Regions from separate parts of the Homo sapiens genome. Here region 1 is linked to region 2. The links are chromatin contacts, found by Hi-C or POLR2A ChIA-PET in ENCODE. All regions are on one chromosome and are shown on one strand. The core of a region is the stretch at or near the end of the contact, and the rest is flanking DNA. Distances in the headings are between cores, read along the strand shown.

The links. Hi-C counts contacts between places; a loop is a spot of excess contacts on that map. ChIA-PET counts read pairs that join two places held with the same protein, here RNA polymerase II (POLR2A). Pooled maps may share reads with other maps.
Region 1: a loop to region 2 is called in a map of endothelial cell of umbilical vein, with 2.2 times the contacts of the local background. The contact joins two enhancer-like sites. A Hi-C loop is called at or near these places in 3 of 168 maps with a recorded cell type or tissue (IMR-90, chondrocyte and endothelial cell of umbilical vein) and 5 of 50 pooled maps. POLR2A ChIA-PET finds 5 or more read pairs at or near these places in 4 of 52 experiments (AG04450, BJ, HEK293 and 1 more).

What each region holds. Positions count from the first base shown.
Region 1 is chr5:125,482,098-125,486,641 of GRCh38, forward strand. All of the region lies in intron 8 of LOC124901056 (a long non-coding RNA gene), which reads right to left. Among named protein-coding and RNA genes, the nearest start is that of LINC02240, 8.9 kb to the right of the region's middle. Within about 2 kb of position 2,619, at least 26 of the 41 ENCODE cell types and tissues checked have a DNase peak (open chromatin) inside an H3K27ac peak, as active enhancers do; they include endothelial cell of umbilical vein, where a contact is called at or near this core.
Region 2 is chr5:125,309,011-125,313,173 of GRCh38, forward strand. All of the region lies in intron 4 of LOC101927421 (a long non-coding RNA gene), which reads left to right. Among named protein-coding and RNA genes, the nearest start is that of LINC02240, 180 kb to the right of the region's middle. Within about 2 kb of position 2,866, at least 4 of the 41 ENCODE cell types and tissues checked have a DNase peak (open chromatin) inside an H3K27ac peak, as active enhancers do; they include endothelial cell of umbilical vein, where a contact is called at or near this core.

The sequences.
Region 1 (4,544 bases), core at 1,369-3,868, 170 kb after region 2:
ATTATGGAGGTTTGTTTGTCAGGCTATCTTTTTACATCACTGTCTGAGTAATTGCCACAAAGGCCTATTGCTTTGCCCTAATTAACAAAATGTACAAAATCCTAAGCATAGAACTTTTATTGATGAGCCATCTTCATGGAAAGCTTATGAACCCCCATGACTCCTGGCCCGAGACAGATGCTCTTCATCATGTCACACACTTGACTCCAGTCTGTTAATATACCAGGGATTCGTCTTAGCATTTTGAGCTACTCAGAAAGTGCCAGAGAAAAACACATTTATTGGTGGTGGTTTAAAAACCAGTAGCCTTGGCATAAGACAACTTGTTAAGCAAATTTCACCATTTGTTTACTATAAAACTGTTTTAATACTATCAGTTCTACTTTTTTCCATGAAAATTGATCCTTGAGAAGGTAATTTCAGTAATAAAAACTACAAGGTTAATAAGTAGAGAAAAAAAATAAGCAGAAAACGTGACTTGAAGGAAGTAAAAAACACAAAGAAGAAATAAGAGTTAATTTATTGTTCAGCCACTTTTTGTTAACTCAACCATTATTTCGGCCAGGTGCGGTGGCTCACGCCAGTAATCCTAGCACTTTGGGAAGCTGAGGTGGGCAGATCACAAGGTCAGGAGTTTGAGACCAGCCTGGCTAATATCGTGAAACCTCGTCTCTACTAAAAATACAAAAATTAGCTGGGCGTGCTGGCACACACCTGTAGTCCCAGCTACTTGGGAGGCTGAGGCAGGAGAATCGCTTGAACCTGGGAAGCAGAGGTTGCAGTGAGCCAAGATCATGCCACTGCACTCCAGCCTGGGTGACAGGCGGGAGACTCCGTCTCAAACTAAATAAATAAATAAATAAAAATAAATAAAATAAAATAATTATTTCAACAAATATTTCAGGGCATGTGTGCCAGAGGACTATTTTAGGCACTCGGATGAACTAGGGAGGAAGAACTAAGGAGACAGAGTCCTTGCTCTCGTGGAGCTTTTAATATTGAAGACGAGACATTCTTTATACTTATTTTTTCTTAGTAACTCAGTAAAAAATCCATGGGATAAGAAATTCTGCTTGAGACTTAGAAGGTAAAATTGACCATGGGAAATTAAGCCACATATATCATTTTGTATTTAACATTCAGTAGGTACATGTTGTAAAAGGTGCTATAGACACTTTTTGGAGTTTGAGAAGACACAGGACCTGCTCTTAAGGAACTCTAATTTAAAATGGGAAGCAGAACAAAAACATATTTTAATGTGCTTATACACATAGATGGATTAAAAAGTTTTGACTAAATTTGTGTGTTTTTTAAAAATTTAAATCAACCAAGTAACCAGGTAATGAATGCATAGCAACAGATACATTAAATCCGAACAGTTTAATGGGTTTTAGTTGAGAACTGAGCTGGAGCAACATACGTAGGATTCAACTAATTCAGAAAACTTAAAGGGCCCGAGGCTAGATTGTATTTATTTTCCTTTTTGTTTTTCCAGGATTAAAGGGTACACAGCATTTTTTTTCTAAATCTGGAAAAGATATCATTTATCTAATCTTAGGAAATTGTGCTGAATTTGGGGGAAGTTTTATCCCAAAGTCTAAACATAGAGCTTTAAGCACATACATAGGCATTCATTAACACAAAATTGAATTCAGGAGAAATGTGATGAGAACCTGACATGTGTCAAGCCTTTCTGCTGTATGCTAAATATTTATGATAAATGTCATAGCAGCTGTCTTCAAACATAAAAAGCAAACATCAGAGCAGTGTAAGCCTAAAGGGTTAGGCAGGTCAAGGTCAACGGGCTGAACAGAATATGGTGAGTGGCTCTTGGGTATTCTTCCATCTACAAGGAGAGATTATACCAGGAAAAGGTAACCTCTACTGCACCAGCAGCTCCTTCCACTAGCCACTGGGGAATTAAAATAAAAGGTAAAGAAGGCCTTCTTTTGGATCCACAGCAGTAACAACAGCAATACCAATAATTAACGCAAGCTATTGTTTGTTGAGGGCTAACCTTGTTCCTCATTCCCTTTGTTAATGGCTTACGTTCATGAACTTCTTTAATCTTAAAAAGAGCCCTGCAAAAGTAGATATTACCACTATCTCCATTTCATATGTGAGGACACAGACAGAGAGTAGCCATTTGCTCAAGATTGCCAAGCCAAGAAGGGTTCCATGAGTGTTTAAACCTAGAAGTAAGTCTGAAGCTTAGCCCCTTATTCATGGCACTAAATTTCCAGGGACTTGACTGATGCTCTGGCATTTTTGGTGGTTTGGAGGGAGGGAGGCAGTGATTCATCACTCTTTACCCAGCCCGTTGTTTTCCCCGGGTTTTGCAAGAGATCATGTTTAAGGTCAACTGGTTATCACCTGCCTAGACGCTAGTGATTTACAATTATTTCTTTATTAAGAAAATGCTTGGTGTGTGAGTGGTCTCTCTCTGAAAAAATGCCAACAGGAAGGCCTTGTCAGATTTTTGGCAGATACACATTTAAACACATAAAAACAAGTTTAAACACTATCATTTATGCATAATTCTTTCTTGGCATCATCTCTCACTTGCCACAATTTGCAGCCAGAAAACACTTATTTCTACTTTTCTTACTCTAGAAATAATCCAGCCTTAAGTGGATCTAATTCCTTCCCAGAAGAGAAACAGCCTTGTCAGGACTTGGTTGTGTGTGCTGTGTTTGAGGCATCAAGGTTTCCATTTACGGCACAGCTGCACGGACTCCGAAAGCTGGTGCTGAGCCAGAGCTCTGTACCCACTGAGATCTGTAGTCTGGAATGATAAACACACAGCTGCCTGTGGCGAGGGCCACAGGCATAATAGATGGCCACATCTCAACCAGAGTCAAGCGAAGCCTACACAAATCATTAATCCAACTGCTTATATGTTAAATATCACAAACTGTGTACGAAATGGTGAGCTATCTCAGTGGAAGGAGGGGAAAATGGCAGAGGCAATTTAAGGAAACAGGAGAGTAAGTGGCTGTAAGTCCTCTGCAAAGTCCTGCTCTAGAGCTGATTTACTGCCACCAAGCCCTCTTGCTGCAAATAGTTCATAAAGCCTATGACCTGAGTACTTGCCCACGGGACCACAATAACATTTATCTAGCATAAATTAATGTGTTTCAACCACTAATTCAATTTGGCTGTCTCATTCTTCTGGTTTTGGCAAAGCCTAGCCTTGCTATAAAGTCACTCCGTGACTCACACGAATGGCTGTGTTTGTTAAGGAGTCACACACCACTAGGAACAAAGAGTGCTGTTAGTTGAGTAGTCATAAAATATACCTCCCGAGCACATTTGGAGCTGTGCTAATTGAAACTTCCTCTTTAGAGGAGCCTGATCAAAACCAGCTGTAGGAGTCAAGCAGGAACAGATTTCAACATTACATTAAAAGCCCAACAAATTCAGTAAGAGCAGCCTCTGAGAGAAGAGGGCATTCCAGCCTGAACAAATGCTCTAATTGCCTCCTGACATGCTGCAAAGAAAGCTTGTGACCTGAGCCTGGAGAGCTGTGGAGAGAAACTTCTCCATAAGATTTGAAAAAAAGCAACCTCTAGGGCAGTTCTCCTCATAAAATTCCAGATCTGCCAACATTCTCAAGTAACACATGTGAAAACCCACAAAAGCTGAGTGAATTTAGGCAAATGAAGTGATATATTGTTCTGAAAGGGGAAAAACAGAGCTTAAGTATTTTCAATGGTAATATGACCTTTTATGGACATCCCTTTAGTATTGAAAACAAAAACAAAACCTCCAACTCACAGAGGAACAAACAAAATACAAATAAGAAGCAAAAGCCTGGATGAATCGCAAAGAAAAGACACAGAGTGTATTTAAAGACAAAAAATGAGAGCTGTCTCTTCCTCTTTGGCGGCTTGTGAATTTCCTATTCCAAGACATAAGGGCTGCACTCTGCCAATGTGTATAAAATCAAATGCATCCATAGGTTCGCTGAAAATGTGGAATAATCATGCATTTTCTGTGTTTGCTTTACTTGAGGGTGGTTTAGCCATTTGTAAAGGAAGCAGTCATTGATATATAAATATAAATAGCAAATCTATCCATCAAATATGTGCATTGTATTTAATTTAGATGAGTGGAATGCCTGGAAATGTTACAAGCAAGTTTTGCATTATAACACCTTTAAGTAGCATATAAATTAGAAAGGATTGCTGATCTTTATAATTTATTTACTCATCAATTTAATGGAGTATCTAATTTTGGAGCTATGTCACACTGATTCTTAAAGATACAGGGTGGGGGAGGTTTATTTACATAGATATAGAAAGGACCATTATGTTTTATGTCATAAAAGAGTGAGTGACTTATATGTAGTATATGAATTATAATGATTATTCTGGAGGATCTAATTATAGTCTCACAAATAATAACCATGAAAGATGAAAGATGCTCCATTTTTGTCCTTTTTTGGGGACTGTGTTAAGAGGCTAACCTGTCCTTTCTCCTTTTTGTTTCTTTTATCCCAACAGAAGGTATTAAACTAGTAATAACTCACTGGGTTAAACGCA
Region 2 (4,163 bases), core at 1,616-4,115:
ATCAGAAAGTTTGACCACGAAACCTAAATATAAATAATATTTATCAAAATGTTTTTCTCCAACTCCCTAAATAAGTCTACAATTTTCTCTGGTGTCGAAGTAATCTTTTGGTAAAATATTAAACATCCTTGAAGGGGTTGTAATTCTTTCAGACCATGCTTGTATTAAGTAGTATATTTATAACTGCTCAAGTTATTTATTCTGACTAAATTATATCCTACTACCAAGAGTTGACTTAGTGACTGGTAACTACTGTGAATAGCACCCATTTTATGTATAACAGCTTTCTAAACGCTTCATATCAACAAGCTTCCCAATAATAATAAATATTCAGGAATCACCCATATCCATCTTTCTCCAGCTTCATTGATGGAAGACTCATATGAGGTATTTGCTAAACAAACAAATTCTCAAGCCTCAACCTGGACCTTCTGAATAATAATCTTATGTGTAAATTGATGATCTCCATGTTTAATGATCACCTCTGGGAATTCTTTTTTTTTTTTTTTTTTTTTTTTTTGGAGATGGAGTCTTACTCTGTCACCCAGGCTGGAGTGCCATGGTGCAATCTCAGCTCACTGCAACCTCCACCTTCTGGGTTCAAGCAATTCCCCTGCCTCAGCCTCCCAAGTAGCTGGGACTACAGGCACATGCCACCACGTCTGGCCAATTTTTGCATTTTTACTAGAGATAGGGTTTCACCATGTTGGCCAGGCTGGTCTTGAACTCTTGACCTCAGGTGATCCACCCGTCTCGGCCTCTCAAAGTGCTGGGAATACAGGTATGAGCCACTGCGCCCGGCCAGAATTCTTATGATTAGGGGAGTATGGGAAGTCCTAACCTAGGTAATACATTTGAGATTCGTGGAGTACGTATCTTTATATTCTCCCACCACATATAATAAAGAGTCTTGCAAATATTTTAGTTATGTTTGAGACTATTAAAAACAACCTAATTAATACTCGTGAGTATATAGTAAACACTCATAAATACACATCTCCATAAGTCAAGATTATGTTGCTCTCCAGGGAAATATATCAGAAATTTAAACCACTGCAAGATTCTGATGACAGTTTGCTCAATTTAGAAAGAGAAAGGCTATTTGGAATAAAAACAGCTTTTACAAAAGAATTTCAAAAATGTGATGCTATATCCTCTTAAAGTCATTGTAACTATATTAAAGATACAAGCTGATACATTGTATATATAACATTTCCCCCATTTTTACCATGACTTACACTTCCATGAAGATTCATTTGAAATGTGAATTTTGATTACTTGCTTTGCACGGAAATTCACTTAGCAAAACTTCAGCAGGTTGAAGCACAAGTAAATATGATGAACTACAGTACAAGAATAGTCTTATGATTTTAATAAAAATTACACAAATATATTATTTGAATAATTACTACCAAGTAGTCAAAAATAGCTGCCTATATCAAAAAATACATTAGAGTATTAATTTGCTGAACAATTCTGGTGGGCAGGTGTACTGTTCGCAGATTTAAGAAAAAATGCACACACACACACAGACACACACACACACACGCCCTCAGACACAGATGCTCCTTGACTTACAATGAAGTTAAATCCTGGTAAAGCCATTGTAAGCTGACAATATCAACTTGAAATGCATTTATTTAATACAACCAAACTACTAAACATTATAGCTTAACCTAGCCTAACTTCAGTAGGCTCAGAGCAGCTACATTAGACTATAGTTGAACAGAATCATCTAACAGAAACCTACTTTATAATAGAGTTTGAATAACTCATTTAATTTATTGAATATTATACTGAAAGTGAAAAACACAATAGTTGTATGGGTACTTGAAGTATGGTTTCTACTGAGCATATATCACCTGCTTACCATTGTAAAGTTGAAACATTGTAAGTCAAACCATTGTTAAGTCAGTGACTCACTCTCTCTCTCTCTCTCTCTGTCTCTTTGTGTATGTGTGTGTGTATGTGTGTATTACCTGCTTGCAAGAACTAGCTAATAGTCTAACTCAGGGGTTGGCAAACTTCTGAAAATAGCCAGATAATACATATTTTAGGTTTTGCTGGCCACAAAGTCTGTCACAACCACTCTACTCTGCCATTGTAGCCTGAAAGCTGCTACAGTCAATATGTAAACAAACAAATGTGTATTCCAATAAAATTTTATTTATAAAACAGGCATTCAGCTGGATTTGGCTCACAGGCCATAGTTTGCCAACCTCTGATCTAATGGGGTAAAAAATTAAAAAGTACCAGATGAAGCTTACATAATATCTATCTTGTAAGTTTATTCTCCTCCCTGTCTGTACATACCGTTTCTCAGATCAAAAGGTAGAGCTCACTTTCCTTCTCTTTGAATTCTGACTTATAACTGAATATGACCACGAGAATAGCAATTTCAGAAGAAGAAATGATGTTCTGAGACCTTGAAGTCCAGGCTTTAAGAGGAATGGAAGTTTCTACTTTTGGCCTTTTGGAACGCAGTCACCATGCTGTGAGGATCCCAGATCATATGGAAAGACCACGTAGAGGAGAACAGAGGTGCTCCAGTTGGCAGCCCTAATTAAGCTCCTAGTGGACAGTCAGAACCAACTGTAAGCCATTTTGGATGTTCTGGATGTCCAGGTTGAACCCCCCCCAGTGACTGCAGCCCCAGGGAGTATCACATGGAGCAGAAGAACTGACTGAGCCTAGCCAACTTGCAGTGTCATGAGAGATAATATAGTCATTGTTTTAAGTAACTACATTTTGGGATGGCTTGTGATACAGTAGTAGATACTTAAAACATCTCACTATTGGTATTATTTGTGTCCAGTTATTCATGCCTACCAATGACATGGAATCATAACTATAAGAACAAACTAGTAGTGTTAGTGAATCACTAAACAGCTCATGAATTTTTGTCCTCACATTTCCTAGTCTGAGTCATATTATTCAAAATTCCATTCTGGATATCTTGTATAACACATTCCAGGAATATGTGTAATATATTCCAAGATTCTCTGAATGTGTAACTGGAGGATTGTTTAAGAAACTAAGATTACATTTTTTAAGAGTTGGAAAGTCAGAGAATCTATGATCTGGTATGTCTGGGTCTCTCCCCATCCGCAGAAGACACAAATGAAAGCTAGACAATCTGAAATTATCCTCCTCTCTCTTACATCAAGAAGCCTAGAAAGTATAATAAAAAGACACTAATAATTAAAAATTTTGGTTGTGATCAAAAAGATACAACATATTTATTATAGGCTTACTATGTCCTGTTTGTGATTCAAGGATTTATCTGGAATATCTCATTTAATTCTCCCAACAACCTTGAGAGATATTATATTCCCATTTTTCTGATGATGAAGTCAAGATTTGGTCATTGTATACAACTATAATGAACACTGCCAAGATTCAAACCTAGACTGTTTTTTTCCAGAGTACAGGTACGTATTAGTCCATTTTCACACTGCTATAAAGATACTACCTGAGACTGGGAAATTTATTTTTTTAAAAAAGATTTAATTCACTCAAAGTTTCACATGGCTGGGAAGGCCTCAGGAAACTTACAATCATGGCAGAAGGTGAAGGGGTTACAATCATGGCAGAAGGGGAAAGGGAAGAAAGGTACATCTTACATGGCATTGGTAGAAAGAGAGAATGTGCAGGGGAAACTCAACAAGATCTTCTGAGAACTCCCTCACTATCATGACAGCAGCATGGGGGAAACTGCCACCATGATCCAATCACCAGTTCCCTGCCTTGATATGTGGGGGTTACAGTTAGAGATGAGATTTGAGTGGGGATGCAGAGCCAAACCACATCATTCTGCCCCGGCCCCTCCCAAATCTCATGTCCTTTTCATATTTCAAAACCAATCTCATTCCTTCCCAACAGTCCCCCAAGGTCTTAACTCATTCCAACATTAACTCAAATGTCCTAGTCCAAAGTCTTATCTGAGACAAAGCAAGTCCCTTTTGCCTATGAGCCTCTAAAATCAGAAACAAATTAGTTACTTCCAAGATAAAATGGGGGTACAGGATTTGCCTATGAGACTCTAAATCAGAAACGAGTTAGTTACTTCCAAGATAAAATGGGGGTACATTCACATGATAAATGTTCCTATTGAAAAGGGAGCAATTGGCCAAAACAAAGGGCCTGCAGGCCCCATGCAAGTG